2 separate regions of the Homo sapiens genome follow, and region 1 is linked to region 2. A link is a loop called in an ENCODE intact Hi-C map of the cell type or tissue named here. Cell type or tissue: heart right ventricle. All regions are shown on one strand. Each heading gives the region's core, and the rest is flanking DNA. Links, peaks and the distances in the headings are about the cores only.

What was found. A loop is a pair of places that touch in the nucleus more often than their neighbours do. Peaks named below come from ENCODE experiments on the same cell type or tissue, not always from the same donor. Only the 100,000 strongest peaks of a DNase experiment are listed, where the experiment ranks them.
Region 1: a loop joins it to region 2, with 3 times the contacts of the local background. A loop is called at or near these places in 6 of 110 quality-filtered maps.

The regions. Positions count from the first base shown.
Region 1 is chr9:81,372,301-81,375,220 of GRCh38, forward strand. No RefSeq gene overlaps it. Among named protein-coding and RNA genes, the nearest start is that of TLE1, 320 kb to the right of the region's middle. In heart right ventricle, for the core only: no CTCF peak of the experiment used is centred there; DNase peaks (open chromatin) are centred at 696 and 1,217; H3K27ac peaks cover 1,825 bases.
Region 2 is chr9:81,423,183-81,426,102 of GRCh38, forward strand. No RefSeq gene overlaps it. Among named protein-coding and RNA genes, the nearest start is that of TLE1, 260 kb to the right of the region's middle. In heart right ventricle, for the core only: no CTCF peak of the experiment used is centred there; no DNase peak of the experiment used is centred there.

The DNA.
Region 1 (2,920 bases), core at 227-2,726, 51 kb before region 2:
TCAACACCGTGGTCAGTTACTTAGAGCAAGGAGAAAACATTTTACAAAAGAATTACCCTATTCTTTCAGAAAACGGAAGTCCCAGGTTCTCTGCACTATATTATTCTCACCCGTTCAAGCACTTTTTTGTTCAGACATTCAAGTGAAAACATTGATTCAACCAACCAGTAGGAGGCAAAATATGTCACCCAATATACTTTTTCTCTCATGCATATAAACAAAAGAAGGATTAAAAACACCAGCACCCAAAGAAACAATGAAGACTCCGTTTGATTCTTTGATTTTTACAGCTGGATAAGCTGAGGGTCTCCCTGAGAGTCTAAGCAGTTCATAGTAGAATCCACTTCCTAGTCTTGGGTCTTACCACCAAACCCCATGACCAGAGCTAGGAAACACTATTTCCCAGTTCGCCTGAGACTGTCTTGGTTGACATTAAGTCATCCGAGTGTAGTTAATAATAGTGACTCTGTCACTCTCAAAAGTGTTCCAGGGAAGATAATTGATGACGTGATCACATCTCCTAAGGATGTGTGTTTACTGGGCTTACAGCTAAGACAGACGAAGCCAGTGGGAAGAAGTGGGAAGTATGCAGAGCATTGGCCCTTGGACTGAGCACTCACAGAAACCTGACCACAAGCCCAAATCTTGTGCTGATACGTGCTCCTCAAATTCTCAGAGACATCTGTGATCTAAAATAGGTTAACAGTCACTAGGCCGGTTTACAGCCCTACCCGCTGGGCACCCATCCCAGGAGACAATCAGCTGGGCAGCCTCCAACTCTCTCTCCTCCTCCTGCCTTCTCACTGCACCAAACTGTTCCCATGAAACCCAAACCTACCCAAATGGATTTGGCTCTTGTTGTAGTTTCTCGACTAATTCCCTAGGGCCTCTCGCTCTGGCAAGATTCTGTTAGGTTTGTCATGTTTCAGAAGTATAATGATTAAGAATCACAGAGGGCAAGGGAGTGGGAGAAGAGGAGGAAGAGCAGGTAGGGGGAGGCAGCAGGGAGAGAGATTGGGGAGGGGGACGAGGAGGAGGAGGAGGAAGAGGAGGAAGAAGAGGAGGAATGAGGAGAGAGTATTGTTAACAACAAGACCCCTGGGACAGTCAGCCATGGGAAGATTTCAGTTTAAGCAACAAAGACTATTTTGTTCCCTGAGCTCTCAACTGAGCAGCATTTGGCTCCAACAGAAGAAAGAGGTCCCTGGGGAAAGGCGGGGGCCATGTATCCAACTGCCTCCCTTGTCACCACAGGCTGTCATCTTGTCAGGAGCACATAAACCAGGCAATGCTGGTTTCAGTCCGCACCAGGGGACAGGCCACTGAGCGAAACTTGGTGTCTAGGGTGGTGCCACAGGGATCTGTCTCTTCCACCTGAATCTCTCTCTGGGAGATCCACCTTCCTGGAGATCCTGGCTTCTTTTCTGGAGACATAAAATGAAGATTCAGATCACCCAGGGGATTAAAAATCTCAAGGCAACCTGCAGGAGGTGAGAAAGGAATAAGAAGAGATGGGTATTAACTGCAGGACCCTGGAGCTCCTGGCTCCCTTCCGAGGTGAAGCACCACGATCCTCTCCTACCCTGTCTTCCTTCAAAAACGAAAAACAGTGCTCACTTGGAAGATGAGGATACAATTCCCTGTTGGAAGGGCTGCTGTGGAGATTAGGGACAATATCAACAGAGCTCTCTGTGCCGCGTCTGACACTCTGTGCTCAATAAATGGTAGCTCTCATTAGTGATATTAAAGGGGCTCTACATTTGAAGAGTAAAGAGGTTTGATTTTTTTTTTCTGGAAAGAAGTAAATGGCTTCTTAGAAAGAAGAAGCATTGCCACTGAATCACAGTAAGACTGTGTTTAAAATTCTGTGCATTTAGTCAGGTGTTTGAAGGAACAGTATGTCCCAGTCTCACTGGGAGCCCTTGCTAGCACATGCCCTGTGGAATATTAGCATGTGTGAATTTACAAAATAATCTCTATAACGGACCTTGGAAAATGGGTTCATGGTGTTTGCCTTTCACCTGCAAACCATGGCGGTGATTTAAGGAAAGGCACATGTTAATCAACCCATGTACAGGCCCTAGAGGGGAATAAACGGAGCAGCGTGTCTGGTCAATGTGAAGAGGGAGATTCTCCCTACAGAAACTCAGAGGCCAAAGGAGTGGGAGGAGAAGAGAAACCGGAGGAGGAGTGGATAGAGGGAGGCAGGTGACAATCTGCCTGCCTTAAACGTGAGAAGTCCAGAGCAGGTGAGGTAGGTGACCTCAGTTAGAAATCAGGGGAAGGCACCAGACATTTCCCCTCCCACCTTCCCACTCAGCAGTTTTGAGGCCAAGTGCATCCACACCCCAAAACTGAGAGCTGACACTGAGCACCACCTTTCTGAAACCTCCCTTTGCTTTGGCTAGCAGAATAGATTCTGAGCCATCCTCTCTGGAGCACCATTCATTATTGCTCTGAAAAGGCTGGGACTTGCTTTCAAAAGGCAGGTGGGCCTGGGGACCATGTTTCACTTCTTGACACCATTAATTGGGTTATGAGTCAGAGCTGTAATGAAGACAAGTTTTGGTGTCTCCTCCAACTGTCCTGGGAAATGCACATGCACAGGCCCAAAAGCCACAGAGGGTGAGAGAGCCGGACAGATTTGCTTTGTTTATTGGGCCCACGTGGTCACCAGATAAATGGTCAGCACCATGGGACTCCTCTGTGCACAGGCCTACAGTTTTTTCTGCTGCTCCCAGAGGCCCTTAGATGTCAGAGTCTCTCACCCAGAGTGGCTCATTAGTAACAGGAAGAAGTGGGAGGAGGCAGGAATGGATTCAAAACAAGCCACAGAAGGAGGCTTGAAAGAAGGAATAAAGCAGGGGCTGGTCTTGCATGTGAATCAGGCCATTGTACAAATAGGAGCAAGACCAGCTCC
Region 2 (2,920 bases), core at 302-2,801:
ACCTACATGTTATGTACCCATAAAAAATTAAAATAAAAAAAGAAGTACACTTCTAAATTGATTAGACACTTACCATATCTGTTCTAGATAGGGTCATATGCATAGTTCTTACCCACAGATTGTGAATGACAGCAATATATTATTTCCATTCTAAATCAGTTAAGAGCAGCTGGGCTTCACACACTTTTCTTTTTTCTTCAGTGACTTTCAAGACAATGTGTTAAAGATGGTAGCAGTACAAGATAGAAGCAGCCTGGATTCTTGAGTCACTTATTGCAGGATAGCTACCTTAGAGAGCCACCTAACAGGAATATCAGCATTGGTCTCTAAGAGCATGAAAAATAAACATTAATTGTTTTAAGCCACTGAGATCTTGGAGTTATTTGTTATAGCAGCTAATGCAGCTTATCCTGTTCTCCTGACTGTCTCAACACTACTGGGATAGACTTCATAAGATTATAGTTAAAGATTCTTGTATTACTCCTTTCTCTCAATGAATGTACAGGACAAAATTTCCTCAAAAGCTAGAGAGGGGAGTCAATTCTTAAGTAAGATGAGTTCATCATGTTACATAGAAGTTAAGCAGCTTAGCATTTGGAGTCAGAGAGATATGAATTTGAATATTGGCATCACCATTTAATTGAAACAGGATCTTGAGTCAATCATTTTTCTTCTTTCTCTGAGTTCATTTCCTCATCTGTAAAATAGCTATAGTCCTTTGAGTTTTAATAATTGTCTCAGGATTAAAGGAGAGAAAAATAGGTAAAATGCATAGCATGGTGTCTCCTTCATAGTCATTGCTCTCATTATTACAAAACTATTTTATTTAAAAGTAATATACTTCAATTAGAACCAATAATAGAATCTTTCTGTGAATGCTCTGCCCTCAGCCCTCCCCTAGTCTCTGCCCACAACTTTTTCTCTTCTGCTAACTTCCAAAACCACATGTGGTTACACAAGGTCTAAGAGAAACAAAAGTACACATATAGAAAGTGGATGCAAAGTTATATTAACAACCAAATATCAACATGAAGTCCCATGACCTACAGCTGGACTCCAAAGCCTCCAAGAATGCAGTTCCAGCCTAGGGATACCCAGTTCAATTCAGTTATGGCTCCTGCTCTTTGATTAATGTGAAAGTTTCCTTTATCCTTCTAAATAAACCCCTATTTTACTTGGGCAAATTTAGGTAGCAAATTTCTGTTCCTTGCAACCAAGAAGTCTGAACTAGTACAATTTATTCACATAACTTGAGTTATTATTTTCTTTTTCACTCTAAAGTAGCAGATACTTTGTCTGCATGCCAAAGTTGGTGCATGACACCAAAACAGAAAGGTATAAAGGCTACACACCCTCAAGTTTGCTTGAGAACACATTTGATTCTTATTTTACTAAATCAACACCATTGCTGTGCTGAAGACAATGTCTGTAGCTTTCCCATACGTGGAAATGAGCTCATTCCACCACTCAGTTCTCTTGGGGATTCTTCAGTTCCTTTGGAATCTTATGCAAATAAAAACAGTAGCCCTTTGGCAGCAACATTTAATCCATGTTCAAAGTAATCCAAGTGTCTTCATAGGTCAAAACTCCACAGACATTCCATTAAGTAAAAATTATAAATTATAATTAGTGTAAATACAAATAATGTAGACTGAGGCAGAGCACCAAAAGATGAAAGAATTTGAAATAAAAACCCAAAATAAAATAGAATAAGTGAATTTTTTGGCCTCCAACCTTACTCAACAATTTGCTGATGTTTTCAAGAAAGTAAATACTTTTAAACTACCCTCAAGACTTTTTATAAAAGTAGAAGCCCTGCCCAAAGGCAAACACTGCATTTATGTAGGTCTCTGGGACCAAGGAATGTGTGGCTACTTCTGACAGACAAGGCTTTTATCTACTTGGGAAATTCATGCTGGAGCATGCAAACCCATACACTGTATTCCAATGTGTTTTGCTGGAGGCAATTTGGAGTTGTTGCATTTAATTACCTCTGATCCAATACTTTGATATCTTGATTAATAAATCCTGGGGGAGAAATAGCTTTAGGAAAGTCAATTTAATTGTCGGAGACACTGGGACAGTCTGGCTCCTCAGCACTGCCATTTTGATTAAGTAGGAAGGCATTGGAGATAGCTAAGAAACAGTCCTCTCATCATTGTAGCTCTATGAGGAAAGAGATGTCACTGCCAGTATTCCACAGTGTGATTATATGAGTGGGACAGACATCAGCTACTGGGTGGGGCCTCTGTACGACTGGAAGAGATCCAACCGAAAGGTTTAAAAGACTCCCAATGTCATGTTGACACCACTAGATATGAAGGCCAACCCCTGAGAAAAATAAGGAAGAAAAAAATTATCCTAGATTACCTCCGTTTCAATCCCTCTACAGTCAATACCCATGTCCTATAGATCCTCCCTCTACAATGTGTCTCAAACTTATTCTTTCCTTTCCATTCCTACTGTCAATGCCTTCATCGAGCCATCATCATTTCTCTACCACAGCCTGCTGACTGTACCCTTTATCCAAATCTTTGTTACATAAATATGATCATACAACAACCTCTTTAAACTCTCTAAAGCTATCTTATCCTATACTACAAAGTTCCCCATTTCAAGTTCCCCATGAAATCACATGCAAATTTTGGTGCATATGTTAACTTTTTTCTGAATAAAGGTATTGTAACTTTCATCAGATTGTCAAATGGGTCATTGACCTGAAAAGCTAAGGCCAACTAGTACACACACCAAATTCAAACTCTTCTGCTTTGTATACAAGATCACCCATGAGCTGCCTACCTTCCCCAGACATACTACCTGCCACTCTGCTGTGGGTTCTACCTATACAAAATGTGTCCTACCTCTGGGACTTGTACCTTGTAATTCCTTCTCCCTACAATATTCACTTGACTAATTCCTA